Regions from separate parts of the Mus musculus genome. Here region 1 is linked to region 2. A link is a loop called in an ENCODE intact Hi-C map of the cell type or tissue named here. Cell type or tissue: heart. All regions are shown on one strand. Each heading gives the region's core, and the rest is flanking DNA. Links, peaks and the distances in the headings are about the cores only.

Region 1 (8,348 bases), core at 47-8,046, 61 kb before region 2:
ACACCATTCACAATAGTCACAAATAATATAAAATACGTTAGTATGACTCTAACTAAGAAAGTAAAGATCTAAATGACAAGAACTTCAAGTCTCTGAAGAAAGAACATGAAGAAGATCTCAGGAAATGGAAAGATCTCCAATGTTCATGGATTGGCAGGATTAATATAATTAAAATAGCTATTCTTCTGATAGCAATCTACAGATTCAATGCAATCCTTTTCAAAATTCCAAGTCAATTCTTCATTTAGTTAGAAAGGGCAATTTGCAAATTCATCTGGATTAATAAAAAACCTATGATAGCAAAAACTATTCTCAACAATAAAAGAACCTCTGGTAGAATCACCATGCCTGACCTCAAGCTGTACTATAGAGCAATTGTGATAAAAACTGCATGCAAAAGCTCAAGAAGCTAGACTCCAGAAATTCAAATAACCCCATTAAAATGGGGTGCAGAGCTAAAAAAGGAATTTTCAATTGAGGAATACCGAATCGCTGAGAAGCACCTTAAAAAATGTTCAACATACTTAATCATCAGGGAAATGCAAATCAAAACAACCTCATACCAGCCAGAATGGCTAAGATCAAAAATTCAGGTGACAGCAGATGCTGGTGAGGATGTGGAGAAAGAGGAACACTCCTTCATTGCTGGTAGGATTGCAAGCTTGTACAACCACTCTGGAAGTCTGTCTGGAGGTTCCTCAGAAAATTGGACATAGTCCTAGTGGAAGATCCAGCAATACCTCTCCTGGACATATACCCAGAAGATGTTCCAACTGGTAATAAGAACACATGTTCCACTATGTTCTTAGAAGCCTTATTTATAATAAGCAGAAGCTGGAAAGAACCCAGATGTCCCTCAACAGAGGAATGGGTATAGAAAATGTGGTACAATTACACAATGGAATACTACTCAGCTATTAATAACAATGAATTTTTGAAATACTTTGGCAAATGGATGGATGTGGAGGATATCATCCTGAGTGAGGTAACCCAACAGAAAAGAAGTAATTTGATATGCACTCACTGATAAGTGGATATTAGCCCAGAATCTTAGAATAAATACCCAAGATACAATTTGCTAAACACAAGAAAATCAAGAAGGAAGACCAATGTTTGAATACTTCATTCCTCCTTTATCCCGAGCTTTTGTCCCTGCCGGCCAGAACACACTCAGGACAACCGGAATCTTCTGGGGCAAAGCTTTTATTGCTTACTTATCAGGAGGGAAGACCCTGAACTGGGAAAATGGAGCTGCTTATATAGCCCGCAGCGTGACTTTTCAGCACCTGATGTGGCATGACAGCTCGTGATTCGTTGCTAGCCCATCACCCCATTACTAAGCCACAAGATAGGCAGTGACTAGGCGTGAGTTCACTCTTGCACTTGCGCATAAGGCTTATTTACTAGTTAGGCGCAGTGGAAGCCAGCACCCTCTTATAATGGCGATTGCTCACGGCAGGCACGTGATTGCTCGCAGCACTGCTCTCCCTGCTCTCCACACTCCTTAGAATAGGGAACAAAATACCCATGGAAGGAGTTACATAGACAAATTTTGGAGCTAAGAGGAAAGGATCGACCAGCCAGAGACTACCCCACCCAGGGATCCATCCCATAATCAGCCACCAAACCCAGACACTATTGTGTATTCCAGAAAGATTTTGCTGAAAGGACCCTGACATAGCTGTTTTGTGTGAGGCTATGTCAGTGCCTGGCAAACACAGAAGTGGATGCTCACAGTCATCTATAGGATGGAACACAGGGCCCCCAATGGAGGAGCTCGAGAAAGTAGCCAACAGCTGAAGGGGTCTGCAACCCTATAGGTGGAACAACAATATGAACTAACCAGTACCCCCAGAGCTGGTGTATCTAGCTGCATATCTAGCAGAAGATGGCCTAGTCGGCCCCTTGGTCTTGCAAACTTCATATACCCCAGTATAGGGGAATGCCGGGGCCAAGAAGTGGGAGTGGGTGGGTAGTGGATCAGGGCTGGGAGAGGGTATAGGGAACTCTTGGGATAGCATTTGGAATGCAAATAAAGAAAATATCTAATAAAAATATAATTAAAAGAAAAAGAAGGGTGCTGCTTGCTAAAAAGGGAGTAATTCTCTCAACTCTGGGAAGAGGAACTTGTACCCCTTCTATTAATATAGGACTGGTATCGATTGCCATGTTAAAGTCAATGCTGGTTACTAGAACTTCTCCTGGAAGACCGTTTTTGCAAATTAAAAATACCCTTTCCCCTTTAACTCATGTAGTGATTATTTTTATTTCTTTATTGTGCCTTTTTTTCATGTTCAGTTAAGTGGCATGTCTCATTATGGACTATGCCAATGATTCAATGTTTAATTTGATAATAAAGTATCTTGAATTTAAAATCCTTATTTTAAATATATACACTTAAAAAAGCTACTCTTATAAATTGTTAGTAATAATTACGATATTCACGTTGGAAGTCCCTCACCTTATAAACAATCAAATCCTTTAGTGCATTCAGAATTATTATTGTTGCTATGCTTAGAATTGATGCACTTAATTATGAGAATAAGACTAACTCCGTCTGCTGTATATGTTTTGAAGTTTAAGCTTAGAATGACCTAAAAGAAACAAGCACAGTTTTTCTATTTCGATAGACTTTAGACAGATACGTATTTCTCACAAACTTCATAGATATTGAGAATGTGGCATTTAAGGTATTTTAATGAAAATGCTTTTTGTGATAGAGAGTCACATTAAGGAAGGCAAAACTCTCAATCTCTTCCAAAGAAGATGATGGGCAAAAATCAGTCTTCACATTAAGTTTGCTAGAAGTATGTTAAAACTGGCCACTAGGCGATAAAGTACCCTTTAACTTTACTGACATCAGTAGAGTCCAAACTGTTTACAAGGAAGATACTAGATAGGCAATTACCCCACATTTCCTAGACAAGGTAAGAGATTCCTTCAAATTTCTGCTTCATTGTCAGAACTTCTGGGCATCATTGCCAAAATGGATGTCTCCACTGACACGGATACACTTTTGGTGACTTTCCCAGGAACCAGTATGTATTTGTCTTTTTATTTAAAACAGAAGCTTCTTAGTATGTATATCTTGTTTACTCAGGTGAAATGTTTCTCTCTCAGATATTTGATGGGTATGAAAAGTACATTGATGATAGTGATTCCTAATTCCAGAGCTTAACATTACTTAGCAACGTTCTGATAATTTTATCTTAGTCACAAACCCCAAACCAAACATTTCCTTAGGTTGTCTTTTAAGTATCAATTTAAATGCACTCTTCCTTGTGCTTTTTTGGCATAAAACCTTTAGAGAACTTTGGACTAAATAAGATAGAATAGAAGTAATTTATTAAAAGTTGTAAATACAAATGAACTAGACATTGTAATAACAATCCTTACCCTGAAAATTCTCTTAAGTGTTCTTATTGTATAAAGCTTACAGATATTAGAAATAAAGTCTCTTTCTTGGAATAAAAGCAGGAAATGTTGGTATAATGTACTCTAATGTATATTGTATAAACTTGATTGGTAGTTGTTTCCTATAACTCACACTTGTTAATTGCCAACTAAAGCGCTGCAATATATAAATTTTGAGTGGTCAGTCCTTCAGTGCTTTCTTTTTAGCCTTTTCCTTTTCCACTTAGTTTGCCTCCTCTGATGTAACCTGTAGGGTTACATCAGCCTAAATTGTTTTTCATATTAAAAGTTTCTTGTTTCACATGGTTAGCCAATTCATCCCAAGAGAAGATCAAACTTGAGCTCTTGCTGTTTGTAGTCTTTGCTGAAGTCATAGGGCCTTTGGGTAGTGAAGAATATGAAGAAACATATTTCCTAACTTGTTTTTCACTTGAATAGAGGGCTTCAGAAGCAGAGTCCATGGGAAGGATAGTTTTAAAATTCCCAATTGGATTCTCAATCCCTTGGAATAATTAGTGTGACAGACTGAGTCATCAACAAATACAAATCATGGTCACAAAAATAAGAACCAAGCATACATGTACTGGACACAGTTTTTTCTGCATCAAGCAGATCCATGTAATAATATGATGTCCTCCTGGATTTTAATCTTCTGGCTCTTGCAAGTTCCAAAATTTTTCTCTGCTATTATGTTTAATATCAGTAGATGTTATTACATAATTACTGAAGAATTTCATCATGAAGGAGATGTTCTGATTGGTGCATTTTTCCCTCTTCATACTTTCTACACTGGGAAGAAAATGCCAAATTCAGCTGTACCATATCAATATTTGGATAATTACATACAGTAAGTAAAATTATTTATATTTTTAGTTCAGAATTCTTATGACTTTGAGGGTAAAATCATTTAAACTTACTTATTTTTTTTGACAAATTCACTCTTAGAGTTTCTAAAATTTTTTCATCAGTTTTATTTTCTTCTTGGATTATTTTCCTCACTGAGGGTGGGGGAGGTAGGCAGGAGTAAATAGAAACTTTGACTGTATTCACTTTAGTTTTCTCATTTTATAATTAACAATAACCTCTTATTGGCTATTCTTATTATGCCGCAATATCTGAATATATTAAAGTGTTATGATTTCAAGGAAGGATGATTTATTCTAAGCCTTACCTTGTTGTTTTTGGTGATTTGGAGGTACTCACCTGCAGTATTAGACGTTGTCATGAAATGCAGTAAGTTCTTTGTGTTCGTTGGGATTTTTCAGTGAAGAAAGAGGCTATGTGTGTTACATGCATCTGTTTCCAGTTTTAACAGTGTCACAATTAGAAGTTGTGAATACTTCTGCTCTCCTAAGATATTTCATCTATCTCACTTTTATTATAAGTGGTTGTCTGAGGTGTTTGTTTGTTTGTTTTTCAAGACAGCGTTTCTCTGAGGAACTCTGGATGTCCAGGAACTCACTCTGTAGACCAGGCTGGCCTCAAACTCAGATATCTGCCTGCCTCTGCCTCTGCCTCTGCCTCTCTGCCCCTCTGCCCCTCTGCCCCTCTGCCCCTCTGCCCTTCTGCCCCTCTGCCCCTCTGCCCCTCTGCCCCTCTGCCCCTCTGCCCCTCTGCCCCTCTCCCCCTCTCCCTCTCTCCCCCTCTGCCCCCCTGCCCCTCTGCCCTCCCACTCTGCCTCTCTGCCTCTGCCTCTCTGCTTCTGTCTCTCTGCCTCTGCCTCTCTGCTTCTGCCTCTCTGCCTCTGCCTCTGCCTCTGCCTCTGCCTCTGCCAAGTGCTGGAATTGAAGGCATGTGCCACCGCCGCCCGGCTTATAAGTGGTTGTTGATAATTTACTTTTTATTTTCACACAGCTTTCTGGTGTTTCCACATTTACTCCATTGGTTTGTAGTATGTATTCTTATTTTATATATGTGTCTACCAAGTCTTAGTGACTATGAGAGTTTTATCTTGGTGCTGTTTCTTAGCTTTAATTAAATAATCCAGGTTAATGGATTGTGTCAGACAGGTATTGCTGAGTTGGACAGAAATATTCATGTATGTTTCTTAATAAAGTAAATACATTGTTTTTATCCAAGTCTGACTTTCCTTTCCCAAGAATACTTTCTAATATCTGTATGGAGTAGTTAGTATGGCATGGAAATAGAACAATAACTTATAAATTCCTGTGAATACATGAAGACATGTGTTAGAAATCAACAAGCAGACAATGTTCCAAAGAAATACCTGAAAAATTTTAGAATCTCTAAAATTATATTGTCAAAATAACAATAAAAAAACAAATAAAGTATAAAGGTGAATTACGCTCTATGAGATAATACTCTGTGCTTGGTAAAATCTTTTGTGGTATTAAGGCATTAAATCAAAGACAGTAGAGTTGAAAAATGTTTAGATATATATTAAAACTTAATGGTTAATTTGTTTGACAATTTATTTTGAATTTTAAAAACATCAAATGTAAGTGTATAAAATTTGTTATTTGGATAAATATTTAATGTTATTTTTAAATTTTTAGGGAATCATATTTTGACTCAATTGAAATCATAGTACATTTTCATGTGCTGAGTAGATGGGGCAACTTTGGTTGTTGGGCAGGGCCTCTTATATTTCATTATAATTAATGCTCCATATAAATGAACTTTTCTGATGCCCTCCCTCTCAGCAGTTCAGGTATCAATGTGTATGTGTGTTTCTCTTTATTTTGTACAGCAACAAACCATTCGTTGCAAAGTCTGTACTTGCTGATATGTGAAAAACTAGTCCGGTTTAGTCATTATAAATAAGAGGATTGATTCCTATGAAAAACAATGAACTTGCATAAAATCAGAAAAACTAAGCTAAGTTAATGTCAAAATTCAGTCACTTTTATTATAATGTATTAAGCATATTTGTTGTATAGTGTGTTCCTTATGAGTGTGGAATACTTTTAAGAGAAAGGTGGCTTATTTTATACTCACATTCATAGTACAGTCTTTTCACATTTCTTATCACATCCATTATTTGCATGTGTGGACATACTTTTGTAGTAGCCCACATTTGCAAGTGAAGGTAAAACTGTTCAAACAAATGTTGTCATCCTCAATGTGTGTGCAAAGATCAAGATCAGATTCCCAGGTCCATCATTAGGATTCTGAAATGCATAAGTCATACTATTGGCCAATATGTTCAATCCTTTGGTTGATGTATCTTGAATCTTTCCCAGTCAAATTCAAAATTTTCTCTATGGGTTTATGAGAGAGAATTATTTTCCTTTATAGCAAGTAAAATATGGGTTTGAACATATACATCGAAATTAATTTCATCAAATATCTATTCAATTTTACTCTTCATAGTTTGATAAAATTGATGTATCATCAGAATTCAGTTCAAGGCAATTTTGTTTTTAATGTACTTTGCTATTTTACTGGAGCTATGCACCATTGCAAGCAATTTTACATAGTAAATGACAAACTCATTTTCTAGAACATTTCTCATGTATATAATGCCATTCTGGATTCTTTCTACCATGTCTTCCCTCATGTATATTAGCAGTGAATATGGCTCCATTCTTAATTCTGTTGTGATTCTGGAATGGCTTTATAATTGATCTCATCCTTTCTTTGAATTTCAACAATGCAGTTTTTCAGTACAAAAACACTGACTGATTTTGAATGCAAACACAAATATTTCATGGCCTTATTTTTGTTTGAATTAACTACAAAAGTTCTTCCTTGGTGTCTACCCTGTTGTAACCACTGACCATCTTTCATTCCATTTGCACTTTTCATTGGCACTAATGTCTTTTTTTTTTGTGAGATCCCCTTTTATCTGTGTGTATTCAAAGGAAGACATAATCTTCAGAGGTAGAGTCGATCAAATTTAAAAATACAAACAAAAGCAGCTCATAGCATGTACTGCAGGTGTTGTTGCATACATTTGTTTGGCAAATTCTCACTGTGGTATTGACTGATGGTCCTTATTGTCAGCACTGTATGGATTATTTTACCATTCATCTTATAGTGGTGGATGTATGCATCCAGCTAAAGTATTAATATTCTGGAAGTAATAAGACAGATATAGATTAATTTTATATAAATCCTTACTGGGGAAAATTATAATCTTTCCTATGGAAGAATATTACACCTAGGGTAACATGTTTCACAGCATTCATTAGTTACCAGCAATTGTGTGTATGTGTGTATGTGTGTGTGTGTGTGTGTGTGTGTTTGTGTGTGTGTGTGTGTGTCTGTTGTGTAAGTTTAAGTCCTGCTGGGCAATTAATTCAAGTTGAGTCCCTGAAATTAAAATGAGAAAGGAAGTGCATAAGAATTTGCATAAAGAATGGAAGAGGAAAATGATACAATCATTTTAGAATCTTAAGAAACAAATGATATAGTTTTCATTTTCAAAATATATTTACTAAAAGCATGAACTTTAAAAATTTGGTTTGCAAAAAAGATTGAGCAAATCTGTTTTTTTATTAGATATTTTCTTCATTTACATTTCAAATGCTATCCCCAAAGCCCCTTACACTCCCCCACACTCCCTCCTGCCCTGCTCCTCAACCCACCCACTCCTGCTTCCTGGCCCTAGCAGTCCCCTATACTGAGACATATAATCTTCGCAAGACCGAGGGCCTCTCGTCCCATTGATGGCCGACTAGGCCATCCTCTGCTACTTATGCAACTAGAGACACAGCTCTGGGGGGTACTGGTTAGTTCATATTGTTGTTCCTCCTATAGGGTTGCAGACCCCTTTAGCTCCTTGGGTACTTTCTCTAGCTCCTTCATTGCCTTTGATCATTGTTCCATGACTGTAGATTTTGAGTTCCTCTGCTCTATTACTAGTGATTATTACTTAATTCCTCACATGTATGGAATCCTCAAAAATCATATGTATCCTTAAATGTTTATATGTATTTATTTGAATATATAATATTTATACATGAGAAAAT
Region 2 (8,348 bases), core at 74-8,073:
CACAGGCAGTCTATAAGTCGTACATATAAGATAGATTGGATATATAACCTTGTTATTTGTATATTCAAAACAGTTATGGTTTAAAATAATATTTTAGTATTCTTGAAAATTGTGCATGTATAATTCTTTCCTTTTAGTGTCCTCAGTTACTACTTGTTTCCACATAATAGTGTTAATTCTTGAGGAATTTTACTTAATAAATTGCTACAAATAAATGCTCTTATTTCTAGAAAATAAATAAATAAATAAATAAATAAATAAATTATGCACATGTGACTCTTAATAACTTTTCAAGCTTTCTAGTTACAACCTCTCCTTAAGAGAAACATTTGAAAGTGCAATTAGTCACTGCCCCTTTTTACATGAATACAGTGAAGTATTTGAAATGTTTTTTCAACAAGTCATTAATTCTAAGGATTAGATATTGTGAAACTTTAAAACTTTAACTTCTTAAAAGACAAAGAATGGCGAAATAATATCCCTGTGCATACTATTTAGTGCATTCCCATGCACACTATTTAAATCATACCTTTATTTTCAAATTTTGAAATTTAGATGTCAAAGAATTTAATAAATGCTTCATAGTATCTTAAAAGGATATACTTATTGGCTTATGATTTGATCCTAAACAGCTACCTTATTAGGGAAGGGAAAAACATAGATTCTCTCCATAGAATGCTGCAGAACCATGATGGTTAATTCGTGCGACAAGCTGGCAGGTGAGTTGACTCAGTGCCCTGATTGAAGTGAGTAGGAAACTAAATTGGGTCCATGTTTTAGATCCATCCTTGCTTGCCATTTTTCCAGTTTGGACTAGCTTCAGGCCTTTTAAGTTTATGGCAAAACAACATCAGAGACTGTATATTCTGACTTAGTAAAATTAGTCATTTAATAGAGTCATAATGATTTTTCTCTTTTCTTCAATGTGACCAGTTATTCTAACTCAATCTTAGACTGGTCTAATATATAGTCAAATAGTAGAATTTCCAATTGTAGATATCTAAAATTCTTAATTACCTACCAAAGTTAATTCAGAGCACAGCCTCCTCTTCCAGAGAATCTCTGGCCTTTTTACTAATTCTAAAACCCAGCTCCCCCACAAGGAAGCCAGAGACTGAGCTTGATCCTTGCTAATTTGCAACTGAATAAAGTACCTGAATTTCCCCAAAAGTAGCATTGTATTGTTACCTTCTCATTGTCTGGATCTTCTTTTTCAAGCAGGTCAATGAACACCCTTTAGCCTGACTGCTGTGGGCTTACATCCCTGCCCCCAAGAGAGTGCAGGTGGCAGCTACTAATTTTCATTCTAAAGGCATTCCAGCAGGTATTGTGGCTTTCTGTCTGAATATGAGATTAAGGTTTGCTACAAGGGCTAGAAAGGTGGAAATTTCAGATATTAGAAGAATATGTTTGTTATTCTGATAAGACAGGCTTAGTCCCTTAGCTGGTCTCTGGTTTTCCATCCTTGCTGCTATTGCAAGGTCCCCTTGATTCCTCAGGCAGTGCAAATATTAGAGATGAGGAAGGTGACCTCCAGCTCCTATTATAGTCTATGAACCACAAATTGTGGTGTTACTAGTGACATACTTCTTTTAGAGGCCTTGCTGAATTTGAGGTTGACAATTCTCCCTTGGGATCTGCACAGTACTCAGAACTGTGCATGCTGATTCATGATAATATGAATACAGTATGGGCATCAGCTTGGTTGCAGGCAAAGCACTGGAGGGGAAGGTCCAACTTGACCATTTCTGAGTTCCCTGAGAGACACACCCAGTTTGGATGGAGGTTAGTATCTAGTTCCAGTTAAAACCAAAAATATCTTTCTAAGGCTCTGCTTTCCCTCCCCAAAAGATACCAAGATCCATGACTGTGGGTCTTGACAGCACCCACGGGAGGAATCGGGTCAATGCTACCCCAGCCATGGTTAAAGCCTACTCATTCAAGAATGAGGAAATCATTTGATCACCTCAGTTAAGTGTGGCCTTATTAAGCTTAATTCAAAGGGGGAAGAGAGGTTGGAGACCATACCGTGAAAAGGGCAAGCCCTTCACAGCCTCTCAACCTAACAAGCCAAATGGCCTTTTGCTAAGGAGCCAGTTGTCACCTCCTCCTCTCTGTTCCCCACATGTCATCCAAGGCTGTTGAGGAGGAGGATCCGCATACTCTACTTCAGTGTTATCATACTATAGTGCCTTTCAAAATCATACAGTTAGTCTTCACCAGTGTTCCAACACCCTAAAAAGACCATGTAGCTGACTACTTGGTATTCAGTAAGAATTCAACTAGGAAGTTACCTATTCAGTAACTAATTAGCATTATAAAAGACAGAGCCAACAGCTCAGGGCTAGTCTGCAAGTTTTTTTTACTAGGACAGAAAGGACAGACTTATCCAAATAGGGTTTTCTGTGAGAAAAGTTAGGAAATCCCACTGAGACAGGTTTCTTCATTAGGCCCTAAGAATTCAGGCAGAACTATAGATCATAAATAAATTTTATGCCTCAGCCCAGCCTTGTCTTTATATATTAACAACAGGGAAGAGATGTAACCTCCCCCCCATAAGCCTGAAACCTGGCTGATCAGGTTTCACTGTTAGCACGAAGAGAGCATCAGGGTGGAGCCTGCCACCCTATCGTTCTGCCACTACCACTGCTACTGCCTGCTGCCTAGCTGTTCCAGAGCTATCACGTGGTCACCTGAAACTGGACTCCAAGGATGAATTGGTGGGAATGGGACCCTTCCCCTTCTTCATAATCCAGTGTCTGGGAATAGCAAAATTGAACCTTGAGCAGACTAGTTGTCTTGGTTCCATTCTCTCTTGTGCCGCCTAGCTCCCTCTTCTCTTCCAGATTTCAGGATGCCTCCCAGGCTAGAACCCAGACATGTGGGCCGCTGGCCAGCTGCAACATAGAAACAATAAAAAAAAAAGGGAGACAAATCTGGAGATAGATACCCTAGGAAAGAAACCAGGAACCATATATGTGAGCATTGGCAACAGAATACAATAGGTGGAAGAGAGAATCTCAGGTGCAGAAGTTTCCATATAGAACATGGACACAATAATCAAAGAAAATGCAAAATGCAAAAAGATCCTAACTCAAAACTTCCAAGATATCCATGACACAATGAGAAGACCAAACCTACGGATAAGAGGAGTAGATGAGAATGAAGATTTTCAACTTCAAGGGCCAGCAAATATCTTCAACAAATTATAGAAGAAAACCTCATAAACCTAAAGAAAAAGATGCCCATGAACATACAAGAGGCCTACAGATCTCCAAATAGACTGGACCAGAAAAGAAATTCTTCCTGACACATAATAATAAGAACAACAAATGCACTAAATAAGGATAGAATATTAAAAGCAGTAAGGGAAAAAGGTCAAGTAATATACAAAGGCAAGCCTATTAGAATTACACCAGACTTCTCACCAGAGACTATGAAAGCCAGAAGATCCTGGACAGAAGTTCTACAGATACTAAGAAAACAGAAATGCCAGTCCAGGCTACTATACCCACCCCCCCAAAAAAAACCTCTCAATTAACATAGATGGAGAAACCAAAGTATTCCATGATAAAAACAAATTCAAACAGTATCTTTCAATGAATCCAGCCCTTCAAAGGATAATAAAGGGAAAAAACCAACAGAAGGATGGAAACTACACCCTAGAAAAATAAAGAAAGTAATCCTTCAACAAACATAAAAGAAGACAGCTGCAAGAACTGTCTTGAAAAGAATCACAACTCTAACAACTAAAATAACAGGAAGCAACAATTACTTTTCTTTAATTTCTCTTAACATCAATGTACTCAATTCCCCAATAAAAAGACATAGACTAAAAGACTGGCTACATAAACAGGACCCAACATTTTGCTGCTTACAGGAAAACCATCTCAGGGAAAAAGACAGTCACTACCTCAGAGTAAAAGGCTGGAAAACAATTTTCCCAGCAAATGGTCCGAAGAAACAAGCTGGAGTAGCCATTCTAATATGGAATAAAATTGACTTCCAACCCAAATTTATCCAAAAACACAAGGAGAGGTACTTCATACTCATAACAGGTACAAGATGAACGCTCAATTCTGAATATCTATGCTCCAAAAGCAAGGGCAGCCACATTCATTAAAGAAACTTTATTAAAGCTCAAAGCACACATTGCACATCACACAAAAATAGTGGAAGACTTCAACACCCCACTCTCACTAATGGAAAGATCATGGAAACAGAAACTAAACAGAGACACATGGACACTAACAGAAGTTATGAAACAAATGGATTTAATAGATATTTACAGAACACTTTATCCTAAAACAAAAGGATATACCTTCTTCTCAGCACCACATGGTACCTCCTCCAAAATTGACCATATAATCGGTCACAAAAAAGGCCTCAAAAGATACAAAACTATTGAAATTATCCCATGCATCCTAACAGACCACCAAGGACTAAGGCTGATATTCAATAACAGCATAAATCCCAACATTCATGTGGAAACTGAACAGCACTCTACTCAAAGATACCTTAGTCAACAATGAAATAAAGAAAAAAATTAAAGACTTTTTAGGGTTTAATGAAAATGAAGCTTCAACATATCCAAACTTATGGGACACAATGAAGGCAGTCCTAAGAGGAAATCTCATAGCCCTGAGTGCCTTCAAATGAAACTAGAGAGAGCATACACTATCAGCCTGAAAGAACACCTATAAGCTCTAGAACTAAAGGAAGAAATTTCACCCAAGAGGATTAGAGAGCAGGAAATAATCGAACTCAGGGCTAAAATCAACCAAGTGGAAACAAAAAGAACTATTCAAAGAATCAGCTAACCCAAGAGCTGATTCTTTGGGAAATCAACAAGATAGATAAAACCCTTAGCCAGATTAACAAGAAGGCACAAGGACAGAGTTCTAATCAACAAAGTCAGAAATGAAAAAGGAGAAACAACAGAACCAGAGGAAATCCAAAACATCAACAGATCCTACTACAAAAGGCTATACTCAACAGATTGGAAAACCTGGATGAAATGGACAACTTCCTAGACAGATACCAGGTACAAAAGTTAAATCAGGATCAGATTAACAATCTAAACAGTCCCATTTCCTCTAAAGAATTAGAAGCAGTCATCAATAATCTCCCACCCAAAAAAAGCCCAAAACCAGATGGGTGTAGTGCAGAGTTCTATCAGACCTTCAAAGAAGACCTAATTCCAGCTCTCCTCAAACTATTCCACAAAATAGAAACAGAAGGTACTATACCTAATTCATTCTATGAAGCCACAATTACTCTGATACCTAAACCACCCAAAGATCCAATACAGAAAGAGAACTTCAGACCAATTTCTCTTATGAATATTGATGCAAAAATACTCAATGAAATCCTTGTCAACTGAATCCAAGAACACCTCAAAATTATGATCCATAATGACCAAGGAGGCTTCATCCCAGAGATCAAGGAATGGTTTAATATATGGAAATCCATCAACATTATATAAACAAACTCAAAGACAAAAACCGCATGATCATCTTGTTAGATGCTAAAGAAGCATTTGACAAAATCTAACACCCATTCATGATAAAAGTCTTCGAAAAGTCAGGAATTCAAAGAACATACCTAAACATAATAAAGGCAATCTATAGGAAACCAGTAGCCAACATCAAATTAAATGGAGAGACGCTGGAAGCAATCCCACTAAAATCAGGGACTAGATAAGGTTGCCCACTTTCTCCCTACCTATTCAATATAGTACTTGAAGTCCCAGCCAGAACAATTTCTCAACAAAAGGTCAAAGGGATACAAATTGGAAAGGATGAAGTCAAAATATCGTTATTTGCAGATGATATGATAGCATATATATATATATATATATATATCCCAAAAATCTCACCAGAGAAAACCTAAACCTTATAAACAGCTTCAGGGCAGTAGCTGGATATAAAATTAACTCAAACAAAACAATGGACTTTCTCCACACAAAGGATAAACAGGCTGAGAAAGAAATTAGGGAAACAACACCATTCACAATAGTCACAAATAATATAAAATACGTTAGTGTGACTCTAACTAAGAAAGTAAAGATCTATATGACAAGAACTTCCAGTCTCTGAAGAAAGAACATGAAGAAGATCTCAGGAGATGGAAAGATCTCCAATGTTCATGGATTGGCAGGATTAATATAATTAAAATGGCTATCCTTCTGAAAGCAATCTACAGATTCAATGCAATCCTTTTCAAAATTCCAAGTCAATTCTTCACTTAGTTAGAAAGGGCAATTTGCAAATTCATCTGGATTAATAAAAAACCTATGATAGCAAAAACTATTCTCAACAATAAAAGAACCTCTGGTAGAATCACCATGCCTGACCTCAAGCTGTACTATAGAGCAATTGTGATAAAAACTGCATGCAAAAGGCTCAAAAAGCTAGACTCCAGAAATGCAAATAACCCCATTAAAATGGGGTGCAGAGCTAAAAAAGGAATTTTCAACTGAGGAATACCGAATGGCTGAGAAGCACCTTAAAAAATGTTCAACATACTTAATCATCAGGGAAATGCAAATCAAAACAACCTCATACCAGTCAGAATGGCTAAGATCAAAAATTCAGGTGACAGCAGATGCTGGTGAGGATGTGGAGAACGAGGAACACTCCTTCATTGCTGGTAGGATTGCAAGCTTGTACAAACACTCTGGAAGTCTGTCTGAAGGTTCCTCAGAAAATTGGACATAGTCCTAGTGGAAGATCCAGTAATACTTCTCCTGGGCATATACCCAGAAGATGTTCCAACTGGTAATAAGAACACATGTTTCACTATGTTCTTAGAAGCCTTATTTATAATAGCCAGAAGCTGGAAAGAACCCAGATGTCCCTCAACAGAGGAATGGGTATAGAAAATGTGGTACAATTACAGAATGGAATACTACTCAGCTATTAATAACAATGAATTTTTGAAATACTTGGGCAAATGGATGGATCTGGAGGATATCATCCTGAGTGAGGTAACCCAACAGAAAAGAAGTAATTTGATATGCACTCACTGATAAGTGGATATTAGCCCAGAATCTTAGAATAAATACCCAAGATACAATTTGCTAAACACAAGAAAATCAAGAAGGAAGACCAACGTTTGAATACTTCATTCCTCCTTTACCCGAGCTTTTGTCCATGCCGGCCAGAACACACTCAGGACAACCGGAATCTTCTGGGGCAAAGCTTTTATTGCTTACTTATCAGGAGGGAAGACCCTGAACTGGAAAAATGGCGCTGCTTATATAGCCCGCAGCGTGACATTTCAGCACCTGATGTGGCATGACAGCTCCTGATTCGTTGCTCACCCATCACCCCATTACTAAGCCGCAAGATGGGCAGTGACTAGGCGTGAGTTCACTCTTGCACTTGCGCATAAGGCTTATTTACTAGTTAGGCGCAGTGGAAGCCAGTGCCCTCTTATAATGGCGATTGCTCACGGCATGCATGTGATTGCTCACGGCACGGCTCTCCACACTCCTTAGAATAGGGAACAAAATACCCATGGAAGCAGTTACATAGACAAATTTTGGAGCTAAGAGGAAAGGATCGACCAGCCAGAGACTATGCCCCCCAGGGATCCATCCCATAATCAGCCACCAAACCCAGACACTATTGCGTATCCCAGCAAGATTTTGCTGAAAGGACCCTGATATAGCTGTTTCGTGTGAGGGTATGTCAGTGCCTGGCAAACACAGAAGTGGATGCTCACAGTCATCTACAGGATGGAACACAGGGCCCCCAATGGAGGAGCTCGAGAAAGTAGCCAACAGCTGAAGGGGTCTGCAACCCTATAGGTAGAACAACAATATGAACTAACCAGTACCCCCAGAGCTGGTGTCTCTAGCTGCATATCTAGCAGAAGATGGCCTAGTCGGCCCCTTGGTCTTGCAAACTTCATATGCCCCAGTATAGGGGAATGCCGGGGCCAAGAAGTGGGAGTGGGTGGGTAGTGGATCAGGGCTGGGAGAGGGTATAGGGAACTCTTGGGATAGCATTTGGAATGTAAATAAAGAAAATATCTAATAAAAATATAATTAAAAGAAAAAGAAGGGTGCTGCTTGCTAAAAAGGGAGTAATTCTCTCAACTCTGGGAAGAGGAACTTGCACCCTTCTATTAATATAGGACTGGTACCTATTGCCATGTTAAAGTCAATGCTGGTTACTAGAACTTCTCCTGGAAGACCGTTTTTGCAAATTAGAAATACCCTTTTCCCTTTAACTCATGTAGTGATTATTTTTATTTCTTTATTGTGCCTTTTTTTCATGTTCAGTTAAGTGGCATGTCTCATTATGGACTGTGCCAATGATTCAATGTTTAATTTGATAATA

The links. A loop is a pair of places that touch in the nucleus more often than their neighbours do. Peaks named below come from ENCODE experiments on the same cell type or tissue, not always from the same donor. Only the 100,000 strongest peaks of a DNase experiment are listed, where the experiment ranks them.
Region 1: a loop joins it to region 2, with 2.8 times the contacts of the local background. A loop is called at or near these places in 6 of 42 quality-filtered maps.

The regions. Positions count from the first base shown.
Region 1 is chr17:18,081,017-18,089,364 of GRCm38, forward strand. Vmn2r91 (vomeronasal 2, receptor 91) reads left to right here and starts at 4,041. Exons shown (of 6, transcript NM_001104540.1): 1 at 4,041-4,261. The coding sequence starts at 4,041. In heart, for the core only: no CTCF peak of the experiment used is centred there; no DNase peak of the experiment used is centred there.
Region 2 is chr17:18,141,898-18,150,245 of GRCm38, forward strand. No RefSeq gene overlaps it. Among named protein-coding and RNA genes, the nearest start is that of Vmn2r92, 5.9 kb to the right of the region's middle. In heart, for the core only: no CTCF peak of the experiment used is centred there; no DNase peak of the experiment used is centred there.